Linked DNA regions of Homo sapiens: regions 2, 3 and 4 are each linked to region 1. Evidence: read pairs that join two places in POLR2A ChIA-PET (ENCODE). Cell type or tissue: Panc1. All regions are shown on one strand. Region 1 holds the start of ATP5F1B (ATP synthase F1 subunit beta). Region 2 overlaps RBMS2 (RNA binding motif single stranded interacting protein 2). Region 3 holds the start of LOC124902944 (a long non-coding RNA gene). Region 4 has its middle 9.0 kb from the start of SNORA105C.

What was found. ChIA-PET counts read pairs that join two places held together with the same protein. Peaks named below come from ENCODE experiments on the same cell type or tissue, not always from the same donor. Only the 100,000 strongest peaks of a DNase experiment are listed, where the experiment ranks them.
Region 2: POLR2A ChIA-PET joins it to region 1 with 5 read pairs; 24 of 35 experiments call an interaction of 5 or more read pairs at or near these places.
Region 3: POLR2A ChIA-PET joins it to region 1 with 8 read pairs; 11 of 35 experiments call an interaction of 5 or more read pairs at or near these places.
Region 4: POLR2A ChIA-PET joins it to region 1 with 5 read pairs; 16 of 35 experiments call an interaction of 5 or more read pairs at or near these places.

Annotation. Positions count from the first base shown.
Region 1 is chr12:56,642,863-56,650,862 of GRCh38, forward strand. ATP5F1B (ATP synthase F1 subunit beta) reads right to left here and starts at 3,122. Exons shown (of 10, transcript NM_001686.4): 1 at 2,975-3,122; 2 at 2,309-2,491; 3 at 1,919-2,093; 4 at 975-1,096; 5 at 541-725. The coding sequence starts at 3,101. It overlaps SNORD59B (small nucleolar RNA, C/D box 59B), which reads right to left and starts at 892; the gene lies at 818-892. It overlaps SNORD59A (small nucleolar RNA, C/D box 59A), which reads right to left and starts at 2,239; the gene lies at 2,165-2,239. RefSeq lists enhancers at 2,220-2,930, 2,880-3,209, 2,931-3,639. In Panc1, no CTCF peak of the experiment used is centred here; a DNase peak (open chromatin) is centred at 3,279; H3K4me3 peaks cover 2,999 bases; H3K27ac peaks cover 2,928 bases.
Region 2 is chr12:56,535,535-56,543,534 of GRCh38, forward strand. All of the region lies in intron 1 of RBMS2 (RNA binding motif single stranded interacting protein 2), which reads left to right. Among named protein-coding and RNA genes, the nearest start is that of RBMS2, 18 kb to the left of the region's middle. In Panc1, no CTCF peak of the experiment used is centred here; no DNase peak of the experiment used is centred here.
Region 3 is chr12:56,480,000-56,487,999 of GRCh38, forward strand. It overlaps GLS2 (glutaminase 2), which reads right to left. Exons shown (of 18, transcript NM_013267.4): 1 at 7,938-8,000; 2 at 289-388. LOC124902944 (a long non-coding RNA gene) reads left to right here and starts at 6,841. Exons shown (of 2, transcript XR_007063331.1): 1 at 6,841-6,953; 2 at 6,988-7,333. RefSeq lists an enhancer at 7,699-7,918. In Panc1, no CTCF peak of the experiment used is centred here; no DNase peak of the experiment used is centred here; H3K4me3 peaks cover 697 bases.
Region 4 is chr12:56,499,847-56,507,846 of GRCh38, forward strand. No RefSeq gene overlaps it. Among named protein-coding and RNA genes, the nearest start is that of SNORA105C, 9.0 kb to the right of the region's middle. In Panc1, CTCF peaks have their summits at 1,587 (motif pointing left) and 1,800; no DNase peak of the experiment used is centred here.

The sequences.
Region 1 (8,000 bases):
ACAAAGGAGTAGAGAAGCCACATACTGAAGGTTCCCAAATCGGAGAAACGACCACAGATCCTTTCTCAGAAGGTGTCAGCGTTTTTGTGTGCAAGTTTCTTTTCCCTATTAGAGATGCAGTTCAAAAAAAAAAGACAGCTTCTTATATTAGTAAGGCAAAACTATAGTAGAAAGGAAATAAAAACCTATTCAAGTTAAGTGAAAAGTACAAAATAGGCTTAACTGAAACATATGTACCACGTCCAATCCAGCCCTCCCAAAATTAGCTTTCAAATGATGGGACTATCTACCAAAAAGAAAACCTGGAAATGTTATTTAATGTCAGTATCAAAGAGGAAAGAAAATGTCCATTTGTGTATTGGAAGTTGGGGGGGAAAACACTAACAGGTTTCCTTTGTAGGCCCTGGGACACGAAAATGAAAATATTAACATTTTCTTAAAAAGAAAAAAAAATTAAATAGAAAATATAGAACATGGCTTCAGTTGGCAATAGTTTCCTGGCGTAACTACCACGTGGACATCAATTAGCTCAATGCTTACCTTAGAGGTGGCATCTTTTAAGTTGATAACACCAGATTCAATCATTTCATGGTATAAATCATTGCCTTCACGGGTCCTCTCACCAACACCAGCAAACACAGAGTAACCACCATGGGCTTTGGCGACATTGTTGATTAACTCCATGATCAGTACAGTCTTGCCAACTCCAGCACCACCAAAAAGCCCTATAAGAGGTTGAAAAGAAAGAATATTTAAGAGTTCTGCTTTCCTAAATAAGCAAACTTCAAAAAAAGTAATTGCTTCCTTCCATCCTATTCCTTCTCAGAAATTGCATCTGGCTTCAGCAAACTCAGAAGAACGAAAGTCAGAACGTACTCATCAGTGAGGAATAGATGTCAATATCCACTCATAACATTGTATGAGTTTTTCCTCCCATATTAGGTTTGGAAAATATGTACCCCTTAATAACATACCAATTTTGCCACCCTTGGCATAGGGAGCTAGCAGATCGACAACCTTGATACCAGTCACCAGAATTTCCTGCTCAACACTCATTTCCATGAACTCTGGAGCCTCAGCATGAATGGGAGCAAATCTGTAAAGGTAGAAGAGAGGATAGTATCTATTCACCTTGTTGAAAGCAAATGATAATCTTATATATCCCTCCCTATCAACTCTCAAGTCCATCCCTTTACCTGAGGAACCACAGTCTTACCTCCCCTTTCTTACATAAATCAGATAAACTATCATCTAGGATCTAACCCAACTTTCTGCAATAAAGAAAATTATTATCTTAGGAAACAATAATCCCATTCCCTGACTTTAACTGTCATAAATTTTTCATTTTACTGAGCCTTAACCTAACAGCATTCCCTCACATAGCAATAGCAAATACAAAAACCTACAAGTTTTGGAGACTCCTAAACCTAAGCCATAAGACCGAGTCTTAAAAATACTCAACTAGCCAGGCGCAGTGGCTCATGCCTGTTATCCCAGCACTTTGGGGGGCCGAGGTGGGGGGGGAATCACCCAAAATCAGGAGTTCGAGACCAGCCTGGCCAACATGGTGAAACCCCATCTGTACTAAAAATACAAAAATTAGCCGGGCATGATGGCATGCACCTGTAATCCCAGCTACTCAGGAGGCTGAGACAGGAGAATCACTTGAACCCAGGAGGTGGAGGTTGCAGTGAGTCGAGAGCGAAACTCCCTCTCAAAAAAAAAAACCTCAAGTAGTAGGCTTTTGTCAATCAGAAATTCTGCATCCTAATTTCTTCAGGTGAAACTGCACTGTGTGATTTTAATAATCGAACGTATCAGAAGAAAAATTCTGCTTTAGGAGAACATGTCACCTTAATGTGTAAAACTGCAAATAACAGAAGTTCCTTTGTGCATAGATGCAATAAGAGCAACTTACTGTTTGGTTTTGATGGGACCTCTTTCATCAATAGGTTCTCCAATGACATTCATGATTCTGCCCAAAGTCTCAGGACCAACAGGAATTTTGATTGGTGCACCAGAATCCAGTACTTTCTGGCCTCTAACCAAGCCTTCTGTACCATCCATAGCAATAGTCCTTACTGTGCTCTCACCTGTTAGATACAGGCATCGCAGGGTTATACATAAGGATAAATTGGTATCAAGACCTAAATCGACCAAGACTCCTTCTCAGTACCTAAATGTGGCTTCAGCAAACTCAGAAGAACGAAAGTCATTTTGATAAAATCATCATAGAAGGCAGACAGCTTGGTTTTGGGGATATTTGGGCTACACAAGGTCTTTACTATTCCTAACAAACTCTACTTACCCAAATGCTGGGCCACCTCCAAAACCAGTCTGGTCTCCCTGCCTTGCACTTCCAGGGCATTTAGAATTGGTGGTAGTCCCTCATCAAACTGGACGTCCACCACTGCGCCAATGACCGCCACGATGCGCCCGGTGGCGGCGCCTGCTTTTGGCGAAGGAGATGTTTGCGCCGCATAGTCCCTGACTAACAGACAAAAGATATTGGAAGGAGCTGGGGTCAGGCCAGTTAAAGGTCATCGGAAGCCAGGACTTAACACACAAGGAGAGGAAAACTCAGCCGAAGTCAGGCCTCTTTCCGCTTGTACGGAACGCGTGTCCAAGAGGGAAGGCCGCGCAGCGATCGATAAAGCGCCTGCACAGCCTTCCCATCCGCATGCACAAGACCCCATTTTTCGAGAGTTCAGTACCCCTATTCAACCGGAAGGTCAACGCACCTGCCCGCACCTTTTCCGTCACACAAAGGACTTTATACAAAATGGGACAGAGCTGGGTCGAAGAAACCTCCTATGGGTGTCCCATTCTTGTTCTCCAGCCATTAGAGAGCAAGACGCGGCTCCAGGCATCCTTTTAACACCACGGATCCCTTAGGCCCGAGCTACCATCGTTCCCCGGCTCAAGGTCATGGGGCGGCAAAATGGAACGTTAGCTCCTAGAGAAAAGCACTTACCAGGATGGACCGCCGTCGGAGCGGCCCGCAGTAAGAGCTGAGCTGGGGGCAGCGACGCTGAAGGGGTGAGTCTCCGCAAGGCCCCGGAGGCCGGAGCAGCGGCCACCCGACCCACAAACCCCAACATGGCGTAGTCCGGGTGGAGACTGAAGGCTGCAGCAACCGCAGCCGCCTGCTCTCCTGCCGTTGAGGCGAGGCCTACGCTGCAGTAGGCAGGTCCATTGGGTGAACTGGCTGCTCATCATTCTCTGTGCTGCTTCTACAGGTTAATACACGCTGATCTTCTCATCCATTGGTCAAAACTGGTGCTAATCTGAAACTCCTTTTTTTATTGGACAGTGTGAGGTTAGAGGGCGTCACTCTGAGCCTCAAAACTTAATTGGATCATAGCGACGTCCGTTGGACAGGGTAATCAGAGGAACTACGTTTAGGAAAGGGGCCGAGTTCCTGTTGAAAGTGCGTGGCCTGTCTTTGCCTGTCCTTGGGCTTTCTCCTTAGATAGGTCCTTGATCTAGGTGACAGCCATAGGGGCGGTGGTTAGGGAAGTGGTAGTGCGGTGAAGCACCACTGAAGGTGAGCGTGGCGAAGTCAGGAGCCCTCTTTAGAGCCAAAATAAGGTTTTTCTCTCGAAGTAGTGAGATTGCAAGCTCCCAGGCGATTGCACAGATTAGCAACCTAGACAGGATCTTTATCATTTAAACCTATTAAAATGAAATAAACTAATGTAACCAGTACTTTAGCAGGGCATTGAGGAGACTCAATAATAAGATAAATAAGACTAAGAACCTTCCTTTTAAGGTCCAGGTGAACAAACAATGCAATAATGTGATGGTTCCTGGTTAGCATAAACTGGGTGCACGAAAGACGAGGGGATAAAATTGGGTCACCTAGAGATACAGAATTGTCCACCTTGAAGGAAGCTGAGAGACCTCAGCTATGAAATGTGAATAGAAATTCTTAGGGTAGGCTGGGAGCGGTGGCTCACGCCTGTAATCCCAGTACTTTCGGAGGCCGAGGCAGGTGGATCACCTGAGGTCAGGAGTTCGAGACCAGCCTAGCTAACATGGTGAAACCCCGTCTCTACTAAAAATACAAAAATTAGCTGGGCGCGGTGGCTCACGCCTGTAATCCCAGCACTATGGGAGGCCAAGGCGGGCGGATCACGAGGTCAGGAGATCGAGACCATCCTGACTAACACAGTGAAACCCGGTCTCTACTAACAATACAAAAAATTAGCCGGGCGTGGTGGCGGGCGCCTGTAGTCCCAGCTACTTGGGAGGCTGAGGCAGGAGAATGGCGTAAATCCGAGAGGCGGAGCTTGCAGTGAGCCGAGATAGCGCCACTGCACTCCAGCTTGGGCGACAGAGTGAGACTCTCTAAAAAAATAAAATAAATATATAAAATAAAATAGGCTGGGCACGGTGGCTCACGCCTGTAATCCCAGCACTCTGGGAGGCCGAGGTGGGCAGATCATGAGGTCAAGCGATCTAGACCATCCTGGCCAACATGGTGAAACCCCGTCTCTACTAAAAATACAAAAATTAGCTGGGCGTGGTGGCGGGCGCCTGTAGTCCCAGCTACTCAGGAGGCTGAGGCAGGAGAATGGCGTGAACCTGGAAGGCGGAGGTTTCAATGAGCTGAGATCGTGCCACTGCACTCCAGCCTGGTGACAGAGCGAGACTCCGTCTCAAAAATAATAATAAAAAATAAATAAATAAATAAATAATAAAATAAGTAAAAAGGGCTGGGCTGGGCACGGCCAGCCCAGTAATCCCAACACTTTGGGAAGCCGAGGTGGGTGGATAACTTGAGCCCAGGAGTTCAATACCAGCCTGGGCAACGTGGTGAAACCTTGTCTCTAAAAAATATGTAAAAAAATAAACACACACACACACACACACACAGACACACAATTAGCCAGGTGTGGCATGTGCCAGTAGTCCCAGCTACTGGGGAAGCTGAGATGGGAATATGGCTTGAGCCCAGGAGGTAGAGGTTGCAGAGAGCTAAGATTGCACCATTGTACTCCATGCTGGCTGACGTTGTGAGACCCTGTCTCAACAAAAAAAGAAAAATAAAAAAGAAGAAAAAAAAATTAGGGCTGAAAAAAATCCTCTGGGTTTGGGTTTGGCAACTAGGAAATCATTCCATGGTGGAGTGGGATCAAAACTAATTTCAGTGGACTGCATCAAAACATAGGATTTTGGCTGGGTGTGGTGGCTTACACCTGTAATCCCTGCACTTTGGGAGGCCAAGGCCTGTAGATCACCTGAGACCAGGCTGGCCAACAAGATGAAACCCGGCCTCTACTAAAAATACAAAAAAATTAGTCCGGGCGCGGTGGCTCACTCCTATAATCCCAGCACTTAGGGAGGCCAAGGCGGGCAGATCACCTGAGGTTGGAAGTTCAAGACCAGCCTGACCAACATGGAGAAACTCGGTTTCTACTGAAAATACAAAATTAGCTGGGTGTGGTGGCCTGTAATCCCACCTATTTGGGAGGCTGGGACAAAAGAATCACTTGAACCCAGGAGGCGGAGGTTGCGGTGAGCTGAGATTGCACCATTGCGCTCCAGCCTGGGCAACAAGAGTGTAACTCCATCTCAAAAAAAAAGAGAATATTGCATATTGCCACTGGAGCCAGGCTGGGAATCTTGTGTTTGCCACTCACTAGCTGTCATTGGGCAAGTTATTTAATCTCTTTACATCAGTTTCCTCATCCATAAAAGGGATACTACTACTAACAATGGGGATTATATCCTAGGATTGTTTTGAGAATTAAGTAGACTAATATAAGAAAGAAGCATTGAGAACAATGCCTGGCACAAAATTAGCCCTATATATACATGATATTATTATTTTTGTTTACTATTGACTAATGTCAATGTTATCCTATCCAATCCATTCAATAATTTGTTCCTCTCATACATTTTGTGAGCAGAGTCTGTTTAGTATAATGCCCTTGAAAAAGTAATATAGGGCAAATAATGTTGAGGATGTTTTTTAAATTCTAGACAATGTGGGTTGCTTAAAAAAAAAGCAGAGATGAAAAAGAAATCAAAATAAAGATTCCTTTTGTCATTTGTGAGCCTGTTATATCATATCTATGGCCTCATCTGTTTCTGACCTGAACAAGGATAATTTTACAGGCTGGGCATGGTGGCTTGCGCCTATAATCCCAGCACTTTGGAATGCTGATATGGGGGCATTACATGAGTCCAGGAGTTGGAGACCAGCTTGGGCAACATGGTGAAACCCTGTTTCTACAAAAATACAAAAATTAGCCAGGCATGGTGGTATATGTCTGTATTCCCAGCTACTGGGAAGGCTAAGATGGGAGGATGGCTTGAGCCCAGGAGGTAGAGGTTGTAGTGAGCTAAGATTGCACCATTGCAGGAGGCTACTCAGGAAGCTGAGGTGGGAGGATTGCTTGAGCCTAGGAGATGGAGGTTGCAGTGAGCCAATATCTGCGACACTGCACTCCAGCCTGGGCAACATAGTGAGACCCCCATCTCAAAAAAAAAGAGATAATTTTATATAAAAGTGAAGAAGCTCCAAGACTTCCTCCCTCTCCCAACCTTTCCAGCAAGACTTAATCTGATTTGAGAACTTTGGTTTTGTATCATCAATTTGGGTCTTGGCAAAATTAGAGTATTATTAACCATTAAACACATTACTCTGTCATTTTTTTCTTTTTTTTGAGATGCAGTATCAATCTTGTTGCCCAGGCTGGAGTGCAATGGTGCTATCTCGGCTCGCTGCAACCTATGCTTCCCAGGTTCAAGTGATTCTCCTGCCTCAGCCTCCCAAGTAGCTGGGACTACAGGTGCGCACCACCATGCCTGGCTAATTTTTTTGTATTTTTACTAGAGACAGGGTTTCACTATGTTGGCCAGGCTGGTCTCGAACTCCTGAACTCAGGTGATCCGCCCACCTGGAACTCCCAAAGTATTGGGATTACAGACGTGTGTCACTGCCCCCTGCCTACTCTGACATTTCTTTTTTTTTGAGACAGAGTCTTGCTCTGTCACCCAGGCTGGAGTACGGTGGCACAAACTCGGCTCACTGCAACCTCCGCCTCCCAGGTTCAAGCAATTCTCCTGCCTCAGCCTCCTGAGTAGCTGGGATTACAAGCGCACACCACCACACCTGGCTAATATTTTGTATTTTTAGGAGAGATGGGGTTTCACCATGTTGGCCAGGCTGGTCTTGAACTCCTGACCTCGTGATCCACCCACCTCGGCCTCCCAAAGTGCTGGGATTACAGGCATGAGCCATTGCTCCTGGCCTACTTTGACATTTCTTTTTTTTTTTTTTGAGTCAGAGTCTCGCTCTGTTGCCCAGGCTGGAGTGCAGTGGCATGATCTCGGCTCACTGCAAGCTCTGCCTTGCGGGTTCATGCCATTTTCCTGCCTCAGCCTCCTGAGTAGCTGGGACTACAGGCGCCTGCCACCACACACCCAGCTAATTTTTTTTTTGTATTTTTAGTAGAGACGAGGTTTCACCATATTAGCCACGATGGTCTCGATCTCCTGACCTCGTGATCCGCCCGCCTAGGCCTCCCAAAGTGCTGGGATTACAGGCGTGAGCCACCGCGCCTGGTGACATTTCTTAATCCAAGTTTCTAAGAAAAACATTCATACCAGGTAACCGAAGATCATCACTTTTTGAAATGTATCACACATTTGTCCTCTTATCAAATTACCAAGTAATTTAACTTTTCTTGGGTATTAGGGTTATTCATTCAACAAACCTTTTTATCACATTGCAATGCTAAATGCTTTCAGTGTTAATGAGGTGGGGCTCCATGGCTCACGCCTGTAATCTCAGCACTTTGGGACCCCAAGATGGGAGGATTCCTTGAGCCCAGGAGTTTGAGACCAACCTGAGCAATGTAGGGAGACCCCGTCTCTATTAAAAAAAAAAAAAAAAAAAAAAAGGGCCGGGCATGGTGGCTCACGCCTGTAATCCCAGCACTTTGGGAGGCAAAGGCAGGTGGGTCATGAGGTCAGGAGATTGAGACCAT
Region 2 (8,000 bases), 110 kb before region 1:
TTTGAATAGCACCCGTATGACGGAACTCTCAACTTGGACTGGAACTCTCAACTTGGACTGCCCTCCTGTATTTTAGATTTATATATTTAACATTACACCTGACACCTCCATTTAGACATTTATTAGACATTTCAAACTTAACATATTTAAACAGAGCTCCTGCCTGCTCTTCTCCTCCCTGCCCTGCCAAAACTGTTCTCTGTCTCAGTAAATGGCAACTTCATTCTTCCATATGCTCAGACCAAAAACCTTAATATTATCCTTGACCTTCTTTTCCCCCCATAACTCCATATCTAATGGCATACTACTAGTATCTACTTTATTGAGCTGTTAGTAATGAATGCCTGGCACATAGTAAATGATCATTAAGGTTAACGATTGTCCTGGTGTGGTGGCTAACACCTGTAATCCTAGCACTTTGGGAGGCCAAGGCAGGTGGGTGGATCACCTGAGGTCAGAAGTTTGAGGCTAGCCTAGCCAACATGGCGAAACCCTGTCTCTATTAAAAATACAAAAATTAGCTGGGCGTGGTGGCGCACACCGTAATCCCAGCTACTCGGGAGGCTGAAACAGGAGAATCACTTGAACCTGGGAGGTGGATTTTGCAGTGAGCTGAGATCACGCCATTGCACTCCAGCCTGGGTGACAAGAGTGAAACTCTGTCTCAAAAAAAAAAAAAAAAAAAAAAAAAAAATCCCAGCACTCTGGAAGGGCGAGGCAGGCAGAGTACCTGAGGTCAGGAGTTCTGCCCGGCTAATTTTTGTATTTTTGTAGTGATAGGGTTTCACCATGTTACCCAGGCTGTTCTTGAACTCCTGGACTCAAGTAATCCTCCCACCTCAGCCTCCCAAAGTGCTGGGATCACAAGCATGAGCCACCATGCCTGGCCTGAGCTTCTTGAAAGAGTAGTCCATATAGAGTCTCTGTTTCCTTACCTCCTACTCTTTTTCTTAGTAAGATCTTTTCCTTCCTTCCTTCCTTCCTTCCTTCTTTCTTTTCTCTCTTTCTCTCCTTCTCTCCTTCTTTCTTTTTTTTTTTTGTTTGTTTGTTTGAGATGGAGTCTCACTCTGTCTCCCAGGCTGGAGTGCAGTGGCGTGATCTTGGCTCACTGCAACCTCCACCTGGTGGGTTCAAGCAATTATCCTGCCTCAGCCTTCCTAGTAGCTGGGACTACAGGCGTTTGCCACCATGCCTGGCTAATTTTTTGTATTTTCAGTGGAGACGGGGTTTCACCATGCTGGCCAGGCTGGTCTTGAACTCCTGACCTCATGATCTGCCCCCCTTGGCCTCCCAAAGTGCTGAGTTTACAGGCATGAGCCACTGCACCTGGCCTATTTTTATTTTTAATTGTGACAAATATACATAACATAAAATTTACCATCTTGAACTTTTTTTTTTTTTTTTGAGACGGAGTCTTGCTCTGTTGTGCAGGCTGGAGTGCAGTGGCATGATCTTGGCTCACTGCAACCTCCGCCTCCCAGGTTCAAGTGATTCTCCTGCCACAGCCTCCCAAGTAGCTGGGATTACGGGCACCTGCCATCACACCTGGCTAATTTTTGTATTTTTAGTAGAGACGAGTTTTCACCAGGTTGGTCAGGCTGGCCTTGAACTCCTGACCTCAAGCAGTCCACTCACCTCAGCCTCCCAAAGTGCTGGGATTACAGGCGTGAGGCGCCCACCTTGCCTGGCTCATCTTGAACATTTTAGTATACAGTTTAGTAGCATTAAGTGCATTTACATTGTTGTGCAACCCATCTCCAGAATTCTTTTCATCTTACAAAACTGAAACTCTATACCCATTAAACAACTCCACATTCTCCTCTCCCTCCAGCCTCTGGCAACCACTGTTCTACTTTCTGTCTCGATGAATTTGACTATCCTATGTACCTTATGTAAGTGGAATCATACAATATTTTTGTGACTGTCTTATTTCACTTGGTGTAATGTCCTCGTGGTTCACCTATGTTGTAGCTTGTGTCAGTGTTTCCTTGCCTTTCACCCTGAATAATGTTTCATTGTATGTACAACATATAGCACATATTTGTTTATTCATTTTCCCATTGATGGATACTTGGGTTGCTTCTGCCTTTTGGCTGTTGTGAATAATGTTGCTATGAACTTGAGTGTACAAATACATTCAAGTGTCCCTTTGAGACACTGCTTTCAATTCTTTTGGGTATATACCCAGAAGTGGAATTGCTACATCATATGGCAAGTCTATTTTTAACTTTTTCAGGAACCACTGTCCTGTTTTCAACACTGCACAAGGGTTCCAATTTCTCTGCATCCTTACCAACACTTGTTGTTTTCTGCCTTTTTTTTTTTTTTTTTATAAGTAGCCATCCTGATGGGTGTGAGGTGGTATCCCATGGTTTTGATTTCTGTTTCTCTAATGATTAGTGATGTTGAACGTCTTTTCACATTTGTGAAATGTCATTTGTAAATCTTCTTTGGAGATAAGTCTATTCAAGTCCTTTGCTTATTTTATTTTATTTATTTATTTATTTATTTATTTGAGACAGAGTTTTGCTCTTTTTGCCCAGGCTGGAGTGCAATGGCATGATCTCGGCTCATTGCAACCTCCACCTCTTGGGTTCAAGTGACTCTCCTGCCTCAGCCTCCCGGGTAGCTGGGATTACAGACGTGCACCACCATGCCCAGCTAATTTTTGTATTTTTAGTAGAGATGGGGTTTTGCCATGTTGGCCAGGCTGGTGTCGAACTCCTGGCCTCATGTGATCCACCCACCTCAGTCTCCCAAAGTGCCTGGAATTACAGGCATGAGCCACCACACCCGGCCCATCTTTGGGATTTTGATAGGGATTACATTGAATCTGCAGATTACAGGCATGAGCCACTACACCTAGCCCATTTTTGGGATTTTGATATGGATTACACTGAATCTGCAGATTGCTTTGAGTAGTACTGATATCTTTTTTTTTTTTTTTTTTTTTTTTTTTCTGAGACGGAGTCTCAGGCTGTCTCACTCTGTCACCCAGGCTGGAGTGCAGTGATCTCAGCTTACTGCAACCTCCGCCTCCCGGGTACAAGCAATTCTCTGCTTCAGCCTCCTGAGTAGCTGGGATTACAGGCGCCTGCCACCAAGCCCGGCTAATTTTTGTATTTTTAGTAGAGATACGGTTTCACCATCTTGGCCAGGCTGGTCTTGAACTCCTGACCTCGTGATCCACCCGCCTTGGCCTCCCAAAGTGCTGGGATTACAGGCGTGAGCCACCGCACCTGGCCCTGATATCTTAACAATGTTAATGCTTCCAATCCATGAGCATGGAGTGTCTTTCCATATATTTGTGTCTTCTGCAATTTCTTTTAGTAATGTTTTTGGCTTTCACTGTACAAGTCTTTTGCCTCCTTGGTTAACCTTATTCTTAAGCATATTATTATTTTTGGTGCTATTAGAAATGGAACAGTTTTAATTTCCTTTTCAAATCATTCGTTGTTAGTTATATAAAATTCAGAAATTCTTTTTTTTTTTTTTTTTTGAGACAGAGTCTTGCTCTGGTGCCCAGGCTGGAGTGCGGTGGCGCAATCTCGGCTTACTGCAACCTCCGCCTCCCAGGTTCAAACAATTCTCCTGCCTCAGCCACGCAAGTAGCTGGGATTACACGTGCACACCACCACGCCCAGCTAACTTTTTGTATTTTTAGTAGAGATGAGGTTTCACCATGTTGGCCAGGCTGGTCTGGAACTCCTGAACTCAAGTGATTCACCCACCTCAGCCTCCCAAAGTACTAGGATTACAGGCGTGAGCCACTGCGCCCAGCCAGAATTCAGCAATTCTATAAGTCTATGTTTGTGTATTGATTCAGCAAATCAGATATTGCCTTTCTGTTATAGAGGGTAAAGATTTATTTCTCTTAAACCCCGTGCCCTTATGTTCCAGCTTCCCCTTTCTTCCCACCTTCTGTGTATAAGTTGTGTCATGATTTTTAGTTAAACCAGTATTCAGTATTTATATTATTATGATTTTATAAGTATTATTTCTAGCTAAGCTATATAATATGCTATGATAATAGTTCCTTTGTTCAATTTTTGTTTTCCCTGGAGTTAATAATTACCTTGTTTTCTTAGTTTTATTTTATATAATAGACAGTATTTTTACATACCAGTTACTGTTCTTTTATTTTTTTTGAGATGGAGTTTCGTTCGCTCTTGTTGCCCAGACTGGAGTGCAATGGCGTGATCTCGGCTCACTGCAACCTCTGCCTCCCAGGTTCAAGTGATTCTCCTCCCTCAGCCTCCTGAGCATACCAGTTACTGTTCTAAGCCCTTTATAAAATTTAACTCACATAAACCTTCTAAAAACTGAGAGGCCGGATGCTTCATTACATTCCAGCTTCACTGGCCTTCTATTCCTTCCAAAGTCCCACCTTATAGCTTTTAACCGTGTGCTCCCTCTTTCTGGAATGATCTCTTTCATTCTCCGAATGGCTAGTTTCTTCTCATCCTTGAAGTCTTTCATACTTAAATGTCATCTTTCTGACTAGTCTAATGAAAATAGGCCACAGCCTTCTTTTTGTCTTTTTTTTGGTAGCCCATTTATCACAGTGGGTAATTATTAAATTATTTTATGATTATTTGATTAATGTCTCTCTCCCCACTAAATACTCCTGAAAATTTTATTAGGGCCAGAGCCATGTCTGGTTTAGCTAAGCATTTTGTCCTTGGTACCTAACGTAGTACCTAGTACTCTAAAGTGGGCATTGAATATTTATTGAATGAATAGATGTCAGCTCCTTTTATGTTTCAGGCAGCATGATAAGAGTTTTACATGTATGTATGTATGTATTTATGTATTTATTTGTATTTACATATATGTATATATTTATTTATTTATTGCAAAAGGGGATCTCACTTTCTGTCCCAGGCTGGAGTGGAGTGGTGTGATCATAGCTCACTGCAGCCTCAAACACCTGAGCTCAGGTGATCCTCCTGCCTTAGCCTTCCATGTAGCCGGGACTACAGGTGTACACTAACACACCCAGCTGATTTTTAAAAAACTGTTTTTTATAGAGACAAGGTCTCACTATGTTGCCCAGACTGATCTCGAACTCCTGGCTTCAAGTGATCCTCCCACCTCAGTCTTCAGAGTAGCTGGGATTATAGGCAAGAATAACCACACCTGGCTACCTGCATTTATTTTAATCCCCACAACAGTCCTATTTCATAGGTGTTGTTAACTGTCCCCATTTTATAGGTGAGGTCAAGCAACTTATCCAAAGTCACACAGCTAATACAAGACAATGGTAGAATTAAACCTAAATATTGGCTGGGCTTGGTGGCTCATGCCTGTAATCCCAGCACTTTGGGAGGTCAAGGCAGGAGGATCACTTGAACCCAAGAGTTCAAGACCAGACTAGGTAACATGGCAAGACTAAGTCTCTACAAAAAACTCAAATATTAGCCAGGTGTGGTAGCATGCACCTGTAGTCGCAGCTACTCGGGAGGCTGAGGTGGGAAGATTACTTGAGCCCAGGAATTTGGGGCTACAGCGAACCATGATTGTGCCACTACACTCCAGCCTGGGCAGCAGAGTGAGACCTTGACTCAAAAAAAAAAAAAAACCCCAAAACCGCTAAGTCTCTGCGACTTTTGAGCCAGTGTTTTAACCATTTTCTGTTGGTTAATGGGATTTATAGTCAAGAAAAATACTTTTTAAAAAATTGAGTAAACATTGATTCCTTGCCTATTCAGTTGCTGAATGAACAGTGAAAAATTAAGTTAGTTATATAAAAAGTGAATCTGATTTTCCCTCATTTGTAAAATGAAGACATTAATTAGGAATGAAATTGATTTACTTTAACTCAAATTGAATTACTATTAAATTATTATTTTACAAATAATAGGATTTGCAAACTGGTAGGGCTGTACTCTAACCTTTACCCCACTATTTCAATTACCAAAAATAATATTTGCATAGCTCTTAAAGATTGTTGGGGTTTGAGGGTTTCAATTGGAAGCACTCCTCTTACTTCAATCCAGTTGAGAAATACGAAAAAGTTTGACAGAAATAAAGTAACACTTACTACTAATAAAACTAATATTCAAGAAGATAGCTTATATTTGTGGGCTAGTAGATGTTCTAATACTGAATCCAGAATTAGACAGATTTATCCACCTAAATACAAGCAGTACTTAAAAACCAAACAAAAACCTATGCACTTCTTCGTGTGGGCACTTACCCATGTAAAATTTGACCAGTTCAGAGTAGCAAAGCTGAGTGTATACTCTCTGCAGCTAGCTGGATCTCAAAATAGGAAAGAAGGAGCTGTGTTTTTCTTCTAGTCACTAAGAAGGGAGGGGTGATATGCTAAACGCTTGGCTGTCTACATTGAAAGAAACATCTGGAGTAGGGAATAAGTGTTTTTCCCTAAGATGATAACAATCCAGAGAGAAGCAAGAGTCAAAAAATAAAATAAACATAAAAAATTTTAAAAGATGATACAAGATTCTCTTGATTGGGTTCCATTTTCACTTATTAGATCAATGCTTAAATCTAGTAGATTTATTTTTTTTGAGACAGGGTCTCACTGTCATCCTGGTGGAGTGCAGTAGCATGATCACCACTCACTACAGCCTCAACCTCTGTGGACTCAGGTGATCCTCCCACCTCAGCATCCAGAGTAGCTGGGACTACTTACGGGCACATGCCACCATGCCCAGCTAATTTTTGCATTTTTCTTTCTTTTTTTTTGTAGAGACAGAGTTTCGCCATGTTGCCCAGGCTGATGTCAAACTCCTGGGCTCAAGGGATCTTCCCACCTTGGCCTCCCAAAATTCTGTGATTACAGGCATGAGCCACCGCACCTGGCTCTAGTAGACTTTTTGATGATTCAGGTAAAATGGTAAACTAAATCCCTTTACCTGTTTTTTGGTGTCATTTTAGACTACTGATTTGAGCATATTTAAAGTATGGGTTTTTTTTTTTTAAAAATGGGGCTTATAGTTAACGAAAACCATTGACTGTCCCTGTGTTTCCTTTTTTTTTTTTCTTGTTTTTCTTTTTTTTTTTTTTTATTCAGGGTTTCACTGTGTTGCCTAGGCTGGAGTGCAGTGGCCCGATCTTGGCTCACTGCAGCCTCAACCTCCTCGGCTCAAGTGATCCTCACAGGTCAGCCTCCTGAGTAGCTAGGACTATAGGTGCACACCACTATGTTAGGCTAATTTTAAAATTTTTTTGTAGAGGCAGGGTCTCCCTGTGTTGCCCAGGATGGTCTCAAACTCCTGGGCTCAAGCAGTCCTCCCATCTCTGTCTCCCGAAGTGTTGGGATTATAGCCGTGAGCCACCATACCTGGCCTCTTTATTTATTTTTTAACCATCCCATATTTCATTTCTTTTTATTATTTTTATTTATTTATTTATTTATTTATTGAGATGAAGTCTCACTCTGTCACCCAGGCTGGGGTGCAATGATACAATCTTAGCTCACTGCAACCTCCGCCTCCTGGGTTCAAGCAATTCTCCTGTCTCAGCCTCCAAATTTCTTTTTTGAAAAATTTTATATAGAGACAGTATCTCACTGTGTTTCCCAGGCTGGTCTCAAACTCCTGGCCTCAATGATTCTCCTGCCTTGGTTTCTCTAAGTGTTGGGATTACAGGCATGAGCCACCACACCCAGCCCCATACTTCATTTCAAACTGTCCATGAAGGCCGGGCGCAGTGGCTCACGCCTGTAATCCCAACACTTTGGGAGGCCGAGGCGGGTGGATCACCTGACGTCAGGAGTTCGAGACCAGCCTGGCCAACATGGTGAAACCTCATCGCTACTAAAAATACGAAAAAATTAGCTGGGCGTGGTGGCAGGCGCCTGTAATCCCAGCTACCTGGGAGGCTGAGGAAGGAGAATCACTTGAATCCAGGAGGCAGAGATTGCTGTGAGCTGGGATCATGCCATTACTCTTCAGCCTGGGCAACAGAGCAAGACTCTGTCTCAAAAAAAAAAAAGTACTGAGAGTCACCTTTTTTTTTTTTTTTTGAGATAG
Region 3 (8,000 bases), 160 kb before region 1:
CACTACAATAGGTGGAACAAATGGGTTTGGAGAATAAGAAAGGAGGGGATGGAGTAGCTCTGAAGGCTAACAAGGGTTTCCTGTCCTTTTTCCAGAGGGTTTAATCTTCTGACCCTGGGGCAGGGATGGGCTTGTCTTGTCAGCCTAGACATCTGGATTCTCATCCATCTGTATGCTTCACCCTCATGTAGCAACCCATTAGCTGCCCTGCACTTGTCATACCCTCCTTTCCCCACTTTTCAGAGATCTTAAGGAATTAGGATCCTGAACAGGTAGAGGGCAACTTACAGTGGTGAACTTGTGGATAGGGATTCGTTCCTGTCCTTCAGCAATAGTGTAAAAGAGCAAATCACCCAGGCGGGACAGCATGCCACTTTCTGATGAATCACTGTTTGGGGGCAGAGAATGGGGAGGAAAGTGGGGCCTGAGAACTGCTACCTGCTCCTCCTTCTGCAACATGGGCTTATAAGTAGGTGAGTGTCCTCATTCTATGCCTCCTCCTTAAGCCATCTGATCTATCCCTATAAATCTAACTTTCATGTCTGTCCTAAGAAGTTGTAGATCTTTTCTCTAGCTTTTACTCCTGACCTTCAGATCTTTATTTTTAGCTCCCTTCTCACACTTCCACCTATAGGTTCCCCACAAGCACTGAAAAATATGTCCAAACCTGAGTCATCTCACTTCCTTCCCTCTTCTTCTCCTCTTGTTTCCCACCTGGGTTAACAGCATTACCACCCACCTGGGTGCCAAGCTGGAAATGTGGCATCATTTTGATAGTTGCCACACCTTAAGTCCATGCTTAGTTGGTCACCAACATTGGATGAATCTGCCTCATAATGTCTCAAATCCACCCTCTCCTCCTTTTCCCTGTGCCAGCATGGTGTAGTAGACCAGAGTTTGCCCCTTAATAGCTGTGTGATCTTGAGCAGGTCGCTTAATATTGCTGAACTTGCTTCCTATCTGTAATACAAGGGTAGTAATGTCTACTTCACCTGGGTGATGTGAGGCTTAAGATAATATTCTGTGAAAAACTGCCTGACACAAAGTAAATGTTCAATAAATCATGTTTATCATCAGCTCCTTATTCCCTATTACCTAATTGCCACTACACTCTCTTGACTTTCAATCCATCTTTTTTTTTTTTGAGACAGAGTTTTGCTCTTGTTGCCTCAATCCACCTTCTAAAATGTGCCAGTGATCTTTTTTTTTTTTTTTTTTTTTTTTGAGACGGAGTCTGGTTCTGTCGCCCAGGCTGGAGCGCAATGGCGCGATCTCGGCTCACTGCAACCTCCGCCTCCTGGGTTCAAGCGATTCTCCTGCCTCAGCCTCCTGAGTAGCTGGGATTACAGGTGTGCACCACCACGCCTGGCTAATTTTTTTGTATTTTTAGTAGAGACGGGGTTTCACCATTTCGGTCAGGCTGGTCTCGAACGCCTTACCTCGTGATCCGCCTGCCTCAGTCTCCCAAAGTGCTGGGATTACAGGTATGAGCCACCACGCCCAGTCAAAATGTGCCAGTGATCTTTCTAAACTCAAATGTAATTTCTCTACTCAAAAACGTTTGGTAGCTCCCCAGTGCCTACAGAATAAGCACTTGAAATAAGAAGTAGGCTGGGCATGGTGACTCACACCTGTAATCCCAGCACTTTGGGAGGCTGAGGCAGGCGGATCACCTGAGGTTAGGAGTTTGAGACCAGCCTGGCCAACATGGTGAAACCCTGTCTCTATTAAAAAATACAAAATTAACCGGGCATAGTGGCATCTGCCTGTAATCCCAGCTACTCCAGAAGCTGAGGCAAGAGAATTGCTTGAACCCAGGAGTCAGAGGTTGCAGTGAGCCGAGATCACGCCATTACACTCCAGCCTGGGCAAAAAGAGCAAAACTCCATCTCAAAACAAACAAACAAAAACTTGGTAGGACATCAAAAGCTCTTTAAAACCTGCCAATTGGCCGGGCATGGTGGTTCACACCTGTAATCCCAGCACTTTGGGAGGCCAAGGCGGGCAGATCACCTGAGGTCAGGAGTTCGAGACCAGACTGACCAACATGGTAAAACCCCGTCTCTACTAAAAATACAAAAATTAGCCAGGTGTGGTGGTGGGCTTCTGTAATCTCAGCTACTTGGGAAGCTGAGGCAGGAGAATTGCCTGAGCCTGGGAGGTGGAGGTTATAGTCAGTCGAGATTGTGCCACTGCACTCCAGCCTGGGTGACAGAGTGAGACTTTGTTTAAAAAAAAAATAAAGTAAAATAAATAAAACCTGCCCACTTAACTTTCCTATTCCCCATCATGCCCACACTCCAGATATAACAGGCAATATAGATGGTTCCCCAAAATGGGCCAGGAACTGTGAGGCTTCCTGGCCTTTGCTTATGCTGTAACTTCTGCATAGAAGGACCTTTGCTTAGTATGGTCCTGCTCATTCTTCAAAGTCCAGATCAAATGTCACCAACTCTGTAAAGGCTTCCCCAAACCTCCAGATATTGCTTATGCTGCCGGTTTGACACAACACACCATCTTACTGACAGAAGAATCTCCCTTGCTCCACAGTTAGGTCTTTGTGTTTTATACATCTTTGTCTTCCTAGCCCTCAGCAAAGTCCCTAGCACACAGTGGGTCTTCGATAAGAATTACTAAGTTGTATTGCTAGCAAGGTCCCTGTGTCCCAAAGTATCTCTCTGGCTTATAACACCTAAAATTCCAGGTACTGAAGACTTCTTAGTTTTCAAGATTTCCATTAATATGTTAAAATATTTAGAAGAGTTATTGTTTTTTTAAGTAGAAAAGGGGTCTCACTATGTTGCCTAGGCCGATCTCAAACTCCTGGACTCAAGTGATCCTCCCACCTCAGCCTCCCAGAGTGCTGGGATTATAGGCGTGAGCCACCGCACCCAGCCAAGCAGAGTTATTTTATCAGATTATTTCCAAATATGACAGCTAGTTGCGATTAAGACCCTTCAAAGATCTTTGACCCAGTAATTTGACTTTCAGTGATTTATTCTACAGGTATACTCACACACCTCAAAAATAACATATTTACAATTATTCATCACATTGTTGTTTTTTCTTTTTTCTTTTTCTTTCTTTTTTTTTTTTTTTGAGACGGAGTCTTGCTGTGTCACCCAGGCTGGAGTGCAATGGTGTGATCTCGGCTCACTGTAGCCTCTGCCTCCTGGGTTCAAGTGATTCTCCTGCCTCAGCCTCCCAAGTAGCTGGGATTACAGGCACGTGCCACCACGCCCAGCTAATTTTTGTATTTTTAGTAGAGACAGGGTTTCACCATGTTGGCCAGGCTGGTCTCGAACTCCTGACCTTGTGATCCGCCTGCCTCCCCCTCCCAAAGTGCTGGGATTACAGGAGTGAGCCACCGCGCCCGGCCCTCATCACACTGTTAGTAATAGTAAGATTAGAAACAACTTGATGTGCAACAATAGGGAACTGATTAATTATGGTATATTCATATAATGCAATATTATGCAGTGTAAAAAAAAGAAATTGGGGTGTGCTCTAAGAATTGATATGGAATTATCTCTAAGATATAATATTAACTAAAAGAAGCGTGCTGTAGAACAGTATAATATTAACTAAAAGAAGCGTGTGGTAGTATTTATGTTTGTTTGTTTGTTTTTAGAGATGGGGTTTAGCTGTATTGCTCAAGCTGGCCTTGAACTCCTGGGCTCAAGTGATCCTTCTGCCTCAGCCTCCCTAGTAGCTGGGACTATAGGTGTATGCCACCATGCCCAGTTTTATTTATTTTTATTTTTAAATTTATTTTTTTATTTCAATAGGTTTTTGGGGAACAGGTGGTGTTTGGTTACATGAGTAAGTTCTTTAGTGCTAGCTTTATTTTTTCATTTGTTTTTTCTTTTTTTTCTTATATCAGTTTTCTCAGGTTGAAGCACAGGTTTAAAAGGGAAAAATATATATGTGTTTGCTTATTCAGGCACAGGATATTTCTAGAAGACCATTTAGGTAGAAATAGGTAAGACTGGCTGGGCATGGTGGCTCATGCCTGTAATCCCAGCACTTTGGGAGCCTAAGGTGGGCGGATCATGAGGTAAGGAGTTCGAGACCAGCCTGACCAACATGGTGAAACCCCATCTCTACTAAAAGTACAAGAATTAGCCGGGTGTGGTGGCGCGCACCTGTAATCCCAGCTACTCAGGAGGCTGAGGCAGGAGAATCGCTTGAACCCAGGAGGCGGAGGTTGCAGTGAGCTGAGATTACGCCACTGCTCTCCAGCCTGGGCAACAGAGCGAGACTCCATCTCAAATACATAAATACATAAATAGGTAAGATTGATTCATCTCCTTCTACAGAGATGACATAGGTGCCAGGAAAAAGGGATGGGAGGATACTTTTCACTATCTTTTGTATATTTTGAATTTTGAACCATATGGAATATATTATCTATTGAAACAATGGATTAAAAAATAATACTCAAACAGCTTGGCATAGACTAGGCATGTGTGTGTTTGGAGTCAGGAGGAGTACCAGAAGAGGGAATACCAGAAGAGTTTTCCTGCTTCTGGGGAAATCCGGTTGTCACAATGAAGCTAATGCCTATAGGGGGGAGAGGAGGAAAAAAGCTATCTGAGGGATAACTCAAGAAGGAAAGTACATAGGAACACTCTGAAGGCAGGACTCTGCCTGGAAGCCAACAGAAGACAGGAAATAATGCTATACCACTGAATGTATCACAAGCCTAAAAAAACTGCATATCCCTCAGATATGGATGGATCACCAATGTAATGTTGAGGGAAAACAAGCAACGTACAACAGCAATGTGTATAGTATGATACCAAAAAAGCAAGGTATAGGAACATTGTTTATAGGATACCATTTGTATAAAAAAAGGTAAAGTAGTATCAGCATGTATTTTATGCATAAAATATCTCTAGAAGACTATACATGATATTAATGACATCAAATTATCTCTGGGGGCAAAATTTCCTTGGAATTTATGAAATAATTGAACAAGTGTACAAGACTATATAGTAACCAAATTGAAGACTGGTTATATAAACTATGATACCTCAAACAATGGAATCTTTTAAAATGACAAGATGACAATGTCATACACATTCGATGATATTAAAAGCTGTTCATAAATGAAAAAGATAAGTTCAAGAATATGACTATTATCCCATTTTTGTTAAATTACATATACATATATAGGATATATATGAATATATCACAATATTAATTGGTTATCTCTAATACTGGGATATTTCTTTTTAAAATTTTTAAGTAATAAACTTATTTATTTATTTTTGACACAGGGTCTTGCTCTGTTGCCTAGGCTGGAGTGTGGTGATGCAATCATGGATCACTACAGCCTCGACCTACAGGGCTCAAGTGATCCTCCCACATCAATCTCCCAAGTAGCTGGGACTACAGGCATGCGCCACCATGCCTGGTTAATTTCTGTATTTTTTTTTTTTTGGCAGAGACAGGGTTTTGCCATGCTGCCCAAGCTGGTTTCGAACTCCTGAGCTCAAGTGATCCCCCTGCCTTGGCCACCCACAGTGCTGGGATTACAGGTGTGAGCCACTGCACCTGGCTCTAAATTTATATATTTTTTAATTGAAACATAATTGTACACATGTTTATGGGATGCATAGCAATGTTTCAATACACAGGATTATAGTGATCAGATAAGGGTAATTAGTATATCCATCATCTCAAACATTTATCATTTCTTTGTGTTGGGATATTTTCCTCTTGATACTCTTGTGTTTCTTTTAAAGTCATAAATATGGCCCGGCACGGTGGCTCACGCCTATAATCCCAGCACTTTGGGAGGCCGAGGCAGGTGGATTATCTGAGGTCATGAGTTTGAGACCAGCCTGGCCAACATGGTGAAACCCCATCTCTATTAAAAATACAAAAATTAGCCAGTCGTAGTGGTGGGTGCCTGTAATCCCAGCTACTCAGGAAGCTGAGGCAGAGGTTGCAGTGAGCCGAGATTGCGCCACTGCACTCCAGCCTGGGCGGCAAAGAGACTCTGTCTCCAAAAAAAAAAAAAAAAAAAAGTCATAAATACAGCTAAATAGCTAAATATTAAACAAACAATAACCTGAATAACAGCGCATTTCCTCTTTGCTGCTCTCTTTCCTCCCCCAAACACAGGAACCCCACCCCATCATGGTGTCACACTGCCAGAGCACATCACTCTCCAGTGCTCTCAACCCTTTCTGCCTGGGGAGCACCAGTCCGAGGATATGATAGGGGGTTCCCTGGGCAGAAGAAACAAGGTCCCCTAAAAACACTTCCATCACCAGACTCCACTGGATAAGGAGGTGTGTGTGTGGGGAACCAGGGATACCTCTAGTTCCCTACTCTGCAGAAGGCGGACAGATGAGGGAAGTTCAGCCTTTGCTGTATCCCACCATTATTTCTCCCATGGTGAATACCTGGGGGGAAGTTGGGGTGGAGACTAGAACAGGAGGGAGAGGGCTTATCCTTTAAATGTTCTGTGTCTCTTTAAGAAGAAGCTGATGGGAAAGTACTGTGTAATATGGATAAGCAGACACCATGACTATGAAAAAGAGAAAAGGGCCGGGCGTGGTGGCTCATGCCTGTAATCGCAGCACTTTGGGAGGCTGAGGCAGGCGGATCACCTGAAGTCAGGAGTTCAAGACCAGCAGGGCCAACACGGTGAAACCCTGTCTCTACTAAAACTACAAAAAGTAGCGGGTTGTGGTGGCGCGCACCTGTAATCCCAGCTACTCGAGGTAATCCCAGCTATTCGAGAGGCTGAGGCAGGAGAATTACTTGAACCCAGGAGGTGGAGATTGCAGTGAGTCGAGATGGTGCCACTGCACTCCAGCCTGTGTGACAGAGTGAGACTCCGTCTCAAAAAAGAAAGAAATAAAAGTACTGCATAATGTCATTAATAATAAATAATACCTATTGGTGTCCCTTACGACAGAGACTCGAGTAGTGGTGAGGTAGTGTTGTGTCAGAGACTCGAGTAGTGGTGAGGTAGTGTTGTGTCAGTCTGGCTACTTTACTGATGGTGTCCATGTTTCTGAGTGTCATCAGGGAGATGGCAGCGACGAGGGAGATGGCCCATTTCCTGTTCCTGCTACAGTAGAGCAGGGGCTCTTTGGACAGTGTCTATGCTGGCCCTCTGGGGAGGACAAGATTTCCTGCTCAGCACCGTCTGGGTCTCAGAGAAAAAGGCTCAGCCACCAAGTGTGTCCTAGGCGGTGGGGAAGATAAAGGTTTGGCATCCTGGGTGGAAGAAACACCCAAAGGAAGAGAACGTTTTAGATTCTGGAGCCTGGGCAGCACAAATAAAGGCTCTGACTGGCTCTGGTTTGGGAAATCTGCGTCTTAAAGACCTTTCCTCCATTACAAATATTCTCCCCATTCAACAACCAGTTTGGAAATTCCCCCCCATTCTGCTGTTCAGGGAGCACTGCTACGCACACACCCAACACTTATGGACGTACCTGCGCACCAATAATACACGCGCATCACACATTACCTGCCGAGAACACGCAGAAACACAACACACAGACCCCAGTACACCTGGACCGGAGGCAGGAGGCTGTTCCACATCCACGCATCTCCTAAAATACACACGAGGACTAGGGAAGGTGAGGACTGGCGGCGTGAGCCCGGCCCTGCACTCAGACACGTGAGCCAAGCAACACTCGGCGCGCATCTGTGATCCGGGTTAAGTGCGCACCTTGGACAGGCGCCATCCCCAGGACCCGCTTGCCCGAACGCACTCCTAGGCAGACGGCAGATTACCGCCCGAGCGCGGCGCACCCAAAGCCCCACATCCAAAGGAAAAGGCACCGAGGGCTAGTGAGCGAGGAGAGGGGAGATGAGCGGCGCTGCCTTGGAAGGGCACTCGGGAACTAGCGAGAACCACAGTGGGAGTGGGGGCAAGCCCGTCCCCTGCCCTGTCCCAGGAGCCTTACTGATCCTGGTGCTGCGGCTGGTGGCTGTGTGGCGTCTCTCTGCCCTGCGCCGCGGCCTCACTG
Region 4 (8,000 bases), 140 kb before region 1:
GCCGAGAATTGGAAGCCTCTTTTCCAAGCTGTTCATATAGCGGAGCCTCTGTACCGGGCTGCATAGAAACGTAATTTATAGACTCGTTTACAGGCTGCCTGGTCTCATCTGCTATTTGCACGGCGGCAGTGTTGAAAGAGTGAGGAGAGACAGGAGGGTCTGGCCGCAATGGCTGTTGATATGTTTCAGCTGAGTTTTGCTGATTGGGGAGATAAGTACATTTAGGTCAGTTAAAAGATCATCATAAAGCGGCAATGGGGGTGCAGTGGCCTCTGGCGTAGGTGGCGGTGGCGCAGGCATGTCAGAGTGGAAGTCCTCCTTTGAAATTACGTTCTCAATTTGTGCAGTATCATCAGGGGAAAGAGAGCTGAGAGCTTCCTCGACCTCCTCAGAGGAGAGGAAAGAGGGATCAGTCTCCATATTGTCCTCCTGAGTCTATAAGGAGTCTAAGACAGAGCGAACCGAAGCCCAGATTGACCAAATGGTGGGTGGGATAAAATGTCCCCCTTTATGAGCAATTTTGAATTGTTTGCCAATCTCATCCCAATCTTTAAGTTCTGGAGTTCCCTGAGTCGGAAACCAAGGGCAAAGAAGATCTACAACCTCAAATAGTTCAATTAACTTTTCAGTAGAAACTTTAACACCTCCTTCTTTAAGAAGAGTTTTTATAAAATTTAAATAAGCCGAATACTTTGTACTGGCCTGTCCCATGGTGTCCCCGGAAAACTCTGAGTGCTCAAGCTTACCACCAAGTTTATTGACTGCAATCCTCAGGAATCTCTCGTTGAACTCCTCCGCTGATCCCGCACTCAGGGCGCAACTTCACACAGCGAGGGAGAGCCCCACGTCGGAGCGCCAGATGTAGGGACCAGCCCCACAGGGTCGGTAGGTCTCTCCCTGTGTGCGGCGATGAGAGAGTGTAGAAATAAAGACACAAGACAAAGAGACAAGAGAAAAGGCAGCTGGGCCCGGGGGACCACTACCACCAATGCGCAGACACCGGTAGTGGCCCCGAATGTCTGGCTGCGCTGTTATTTATTGGATACAAGGCAGAAGGGGCAGGGTAAAGAATGTGAGTCACCTCCAATGATAGGTAAGGTCACGTGGGTCACGTGTCCACTGGACAGGGGGCCCTTCCCTGCCTGGCAGCTGAGGCAGAGAGGGAGAGGAGACAGAGAGAGAGACAGCTTACATCATTATTTCTGCATATCAGGGACTATTAGTATTTTCACTAATTTACTACTGCTATCTGGAAGGCAGAGCCAGGTGTACAGGATGGAACATGAAGGCAGACTAGGAGTGCGACTACTGAAGCACAGCATCACAGGGAGACGGTTAGGCCTCCCGATAACTTCGGGCAAGCCTGACTGATGTCAGGCCCTCCACAAGAGGTGGAGGAGCAGAGTCTTCTCTAAACTCCCCTGGGGAAAGGGAGACCCCCCCCCCCGCCCCGCCCTTTCCCGGTCTGCTAAGTAGCGGGTGTTGTTCCTTGACACCTTTTGCTACCGCTGGACCACGATCCTCCTGATAACGGGCGTCTTCCCAGACGCTGGCGTCACCGCTAGACCAAGGAGCCCTCTGGTGGCCCTGTCCGGGCATAACAGAAGGCTCGCACTCTTGTCTTCTGGTCACACCTCACTATGTCCCCTCAGCTCCTATCTCTGTATGGCGTGGTTTTTCCTAGGCTATGATTATAGAGCGAGGATTATCATAATATTGGAATAAAAATTGCTACAAACTAATGATTAATGATATTCATATACAATCATATCTAAGATCTATATCTGGTATAACTATTCTTGTTTTATATTCTATTATACTGGAACAGCTCGTGTCCTCTGTCTCTTGCCTCGGTGCCTGGGTGGCTTGCTGTCCACAATTTGAGATGGTGTCTTGCTCTGTTGCCCAGGCTGGAGTGCAGTGGCACCATCTTGTCTTCTTGCAACCTCTACCTCCTGAGTTCAAGCAATTCTCCTGCCTCAGCCTCCTGAGTAGCTGGGACTATAGGCATGAGCCACCACACCCGGTTAACTTTTGTATTTTTAGTGGGGACAGAGTTTCACCATGTTGACCAGGCTGGTCTCGAACTCCTGACCTCAAGTGATCCACCCACCTCAGCTTCCCAAAGTACTGGAATCACAGGCTTGAGCCACCACACCCAGCCCCAGCTTGTATATGAATACTGTCCTCTTTCTGTTCCAACAGTATTCCAATTTGGGTAATATATGTTTTATGGTTACCTTAGTTATTACAGACAGTGCTGCAGTAAATAAGCTTGTATATCTTGTCATTTTGCAAGTTTGCAAATATAACTGTAGGATAAATTTCTAAAAGTATAATTGATGTGTCAAAGAGTATATATATTTGTAATTTTTAAAGATGTTGACAAATTGCCGTCCATACTGGTCATGCCATTTTTCAGTTTTACCAGCAATGTAGTAGAGTGCCTGTTTTTCCTCCCTCACTTCAGTTGGTTATCACTTTTTTTTTTTTTGAGATGGAGTCTCTCTCTGTTGCCCAGGCTGGAGTGCAGTGACACGATCTTAGCTCACTGCAACCTCTATTTCCCGGGTTCAAGTTATTCTCCTGCCTCAGCCTCCCAAGTAGCTGAGATTACAGGTATGTATCACCACACCCGGCTAACTTTTTTTTTGTATTTTTAGTAGAGATGGGGTTTCGCCATGTTGACCAGGCTGGTCTCGAACTCCTGACCTCAGGTGCTCCGCCTGCCTCGGCCTCCCAAAGTGCTGGGATTACAGGCGTGAGCCACCGTGGCTGGCCGGTTATCACTTTTTTTGTGTGCTTGCCATGCCAGTAGGTGTAATATGCTATTTCAGTATTGTATTTTTATTTTTATTTATTTATTTTTTTTTGAGATGGAGTTTCGCTCTTGTTGCCCAGGCTGGAGTGCAGTGGCGAGATCTCGCCTCACTGCAACCTCCGCCTCCCGGGTTCAAGCAGTTCTCCTGCCTCGGCCTCCTGAGTAGCTGGGATTTCAGGCAAGCGCCACCACGCCTGGCTAATTTTGTATTTTTAGTGGAGATGGGGTTTCTCTATGTTGGTCAGGCTGGTTTCGAACTCCTGACCTCAAGTGATCCACCCGCCTTCCAAAATGCTGGGATTACAGGCATGAGCCACCGCGCCCGACTTATCTCAGTATTGTTTTTATTTCACTTTTTAAAAATTATGAATGAGGTTGAACATCTTTTATATATTTAAGAACCATTGGTGTTTCCTTTTTTATGAAGTGTTTATTCCTATGTTTTGTCCATTTATCTGTTGGATATTAAAATTTTTAAGTTTTATTATTATTATTATTATATATATTTTTAAGAGACAGGGTCTTGCTCTGTCACCCAGGCTAGAGTGCAATGGTGAGATCATAGCTCACTGTAATCTCAAACTCCTAGACTCAATTGATCTTCCTGCCTCAACCTCCTAGGTAGTTAAGACTGCAGGTGAATGCCACCACACCCAGCTAATTTTTGTATTTTGTGTGTGTGTGTGTGTGTGGAGAGGGGATCTTGCTGTGTTGTCCAGGCTGGTTTTTCAAATTTCTAGCGTCAAGTGATCCTCCTGCCTCAGTCTCTCAAAGCGCTGGGATTACAGGTGTGAGCCACTGTGCCTGGCCAGATATTAGGCTTTTAATATGTGTTTTTAGGAACTTTTCTTTTTCTTTTTCTTTTTTTTTTTTTTTTTTAGACGGAGTCTCACTCTGTCGCCCAGGCTGGAGTGCAGTGGTACGATCTCGGCTCACTGCAAGCTCCGCCTCCCGGGTTCACGCCATTCTCCTGCCTCAGCCTCCCGAGTAGCTGGGACTCCAGGCGCCCACCACCACGCCCGACTATTTTTTTTTTTTTTTTTGTATTTTTAGTAGAGACGGGGTTTCACCGTGTTAGCCAGGATGATCTCGATCTCCTCACCTCGTGATCCACCCGCCTTGGCCTCCCAAAGTGCTGGGATTACAGGCGTGAGCCACTGCGCCCGGCTGGAACTTTTTGGAAATTAGCTCTTTATGAAATGAGTTGCATACATTCTCCCCTCCCTGCTAGTTTATCATTTGACTTTGGTTTTCCATTTGTGGATTTGTTTGCCATGTAGAAATGTTTTCTCTTTATGTGGTCAGGTCAGCTTTCTTTTTTCTTTTCTTCTTTTTTTTTTCTTTTTTTGAGACCGGGTCTCACTCTGCCACCCAGGCTGGAGTGCAGTGGCGCCATCATGGCTTACTGCAGCCTCGACCTCCAAGGGGTTAGGTGATCTTTCCACCTCAGACTCCTGGGTAGCTGGGAGTACAGGTGTACACCACCACGCCCAGCTAATTTTTTGTATTTTTTTTAGAGACAGCGTTTTGCCACGTTGCTCAGGCTGGAGACTTACCATCTCTACAATGACAAAAAAATCCATTGTTCAGCTAGAGGTTCACATGTGATCCTTTATTTCTCCTGCTTCCATATCCTTTACATCCGATAATGGGACTCAAATCCATCCACTTCTCATTCCCATTGCTACTATCTTAGTGAGGCTTCTTAATTTAGGTCTCCCATCAGTTTTACTCCCTTCCATTCGTTACAGTATAGCCACAAGTGGTCTTGCAGAAATGCAAATCTGATTATGTTGCTTTTTAAATATAACCCAGTGGCCAGGCGCGGTGGCTCACACCTGTAATCCCAGCACTTTGGGAGGCCGAGATGGGCGGATCACGAGGTGAGGAGATCAAGACCATCCTGGCTAACACGGTGAAACCCCGTTTCTACTAAAAATACAAAAAATTAGCCGGCCGTGGTGGCGGGCGCCTGTAGTCCCAGCTACTCGGGAGGCTGAGGCAGGAGAATGGCATGAACCTGGGAGGCGGAGCTTGCAGTGAGCCTAGATGGCGCCACTGCACTCCAGCCTGGGCGACAGAGCGAGACTCTGTCTCAAAAAAAATAAAATAAAATAAAATAAAAAATAAATATAACCCAGTAGTAATTTCCCAACTCTAACATAACTTGGAATACAATTAAAAGTGAGTGGAGAAAAACAAATGAGAGATGAGGACATACAGTTAGCAAATGTAGATTACTCTTGATTATGGGGAAAACTAAGAATATCTACAGAAGAACATAGGGTACAGGGAAGGGCTTTTGTTTATTTGTTTTTTATGTATGTTTTCATCTCTCTTTTAATTTTAATTTTTTTTTTTGAGACGGAGTCTCGCTCTGTTGCTCCAGAGTGCAGTAGCACCATCTCGGCTCACTGCAACCTCCACCTCCCGGGTTCAAGCGATTCTTCTGCCTCAGCCTCTTGAGTAGCTGGAACTACAGGCGAGCACCACCACGCCCGGCTAATTTTTGTATTTTTAGTAGAGATGGGATTTCACCATACTGGCCAGGCTGGTCTCGAACTCCTGACTTCATGATCCACCCACCTCAGCCTCCCAAAGTGCTGGGATTACAGGGGTGAGCCACCACTTCTGGCCCTATCTTGTCTTTTTAAAAGGTCATCATGTATCCACATGTGGAGGAGGAAAGCCAGTAGAGATATCAAGGTTGAAGATAGCAGATAAATATGATATGCTAAGAATGCAGAGTGAAATAATGAGGTAGAAAACTTAGAGTGGTAAATGTTTAGAACAGCTATAGTAAAGACTAGGAGAGGGCACTAACTCTAGAGTGTTGTAGGAATGCTGGGAAATACTGAGATTTTGATGAGATTAGAGATTTTGTACTTTAAATACTGACATAGAAAAAAATATATACAGATTTTATGCGAAGTACTATTGAAGTACTTTTATGTGGCAGTACTTTGAAGACTTCAGTCTTCAAAGAACAGATTTTCCAAGAAATAAAAAGAGAAGGAACACTTCACAACTTGTTTTGTGAAGCTATTGTAAACTTTAAACCCAGAACTAGACAAGGACAGTATAAGAAAAGTAAGATATAGACCAATTTTATATAAAGAAATAAATGCAAAAGTCATAAAATATTAGAAAATTGAACACACACACGTGGCAAAGTCGTGTTTATCCCAAAGATGCTAGAATGGTGTAATATTAGAAAACATGTAGTCGCACCACATCAACAGATTAAGAGAGAAAAATCTATATGATCCTCTCAAGTCATTGTAGAAAAATTATTTGATAAATGTCTTTCAAGCAAATATTTTCAAAGCTCTTAGCAAATGAGACAAGAAAAGGAATGTCTAGACCAGGCATCATGGCATATGCCTATAATCCAAGCACTTTTGGAGGCCAAGACCAGCAGATCACTTGAGGACAGGACTTGGAGACCAGCTGGCCAACGTGGAGAAACCCCATCTCTACTAAAAATATAAAAATTAGCTGGGCACGTTGGCGCATACCTGTAATCCTAGCTACTCAGGACACTGAGGCATGAGAATTGCTTGAGCCCGGCAGGCAGAGGTTGCAGTAAGCCGAGGTTGTGGCCACTGCACTCCAGCCTGGGTGACAGAGGGAAACTCTGTCTCAAAAAGAAAAGAAGTGCTGGGCACAGTGACTCACACCTGTAATCTCAGCACTTTGGGAGGCTGAGGCAGGTGGATCATGAGGTCAAGAGATCGAGACCATCCTGGCCAACATGGTGAAACTCCGTCTCTACTAAAAATACAAAAATTAGCTGGGCGTGGTGGCACGTGCCTGTAGTCCCAGCTACTCGGGAGGCTGAGCAGGAGAATCGCTTGAATCTGGGAGGTGGAGGTTGCAGTGAGCCGAGATCATGCCACTGTACTCCAGCCTGGCGACCGAGTAAGACTCCATCTCAAAAAAAAAAAAGAAAGAAAAGAAGAAAAGGAATGTCTAAAACCTGATAGAGTTTATCAGGAACAGGCTTGGTATCACAGCTTCTGTTATATATTTTATTGGAGGCCTTGTTGTCCAATAAGATGTTTTTAAACGTTAAAAGGATTAATAAAAAAGATATAAAAAAGATCTTTTTTTTTTTGAGATGGAGTCTGACTCTGTCGCCCAGGCAGGAGTGCAATGGTGTGATCTCTGCTTACTGCAACCTCTGCCTCCCAAGTTCAAGAAATTCACTGCTTCAGCCTCCTGAGTAGCTGAAATTACAGGTGCCCACCACCACGCCTGGCTAATTTTTTTGTATATTTAGTAGAGACGGGGTTTCACCATCTTGGCCAGGCTGGTCTTGAACTCCTGATCTCGTGATCCACCCGCCTTGGCCTCCCAAAGTGCTGGGATTACAGGCATGAGTCACTGTGCCCAGCCATAAAAAAGATACTGAGTCCAGGAGTTGCTTGAATGCCAGCTAATTTTTGTATTTTTTGTAGAGACAGGGTCTCACCATGTTGCCCAGGCTTGTCTTGAACTCCTGGGCTCAAGCCATCTCGCCCATCTCCGCCTCCCAAAATACTGGGATTACAGGCGTGAGCCACTGTGCCCAGCTGGTTGTTCTGTTTTAACATGGCATATTGTGTTACTTGATTTTTTTTTTTTTTTTTGAGACAGAGTCTTGCTCTGTTGCCCAGGCTGGAGTGCAGTGGCGCGATCTCAGCTCACTGCAAGCTCCACCTCCCGGGTTCATGCCATTCTCCTGCCTCAGCCTCCCAAGTAGCTGGGACTACAGGCGCCTGCCACCACGCCTGGCTAATTTTTGTATTTTTAGTAGAGACGGGGTTTCACCGTGTTAGCCAGGATGGTCTTGATCTCCTGACCTCATGATCTGCCCGCCTCGGCCTCCCAAAGTGCTAGGATTACAGGCGTGAGCCACTGTGCCTGGCCAATTTTTGAACATTTAATTAGCTTTGCATTCCTGGAATAAATCCCACTTGGTCATGGGGTATAAACCTTTTTTATTTTATGTATTTTATTTTATTTTATAACTTATTTTACTTTTAAAAGACAGGTTCTCACCATGTTGTCCAGCCTGGTCTCAAACTCCTGGGCTCAAGTGATCCTCCCACTTTGTCCTCCCAAAATCTTGGGATTACAGGTGTGAGCCACCGCTCCTGGCCTAAACCTTTTATTTTTTTTGAGATGGAGTCTCACT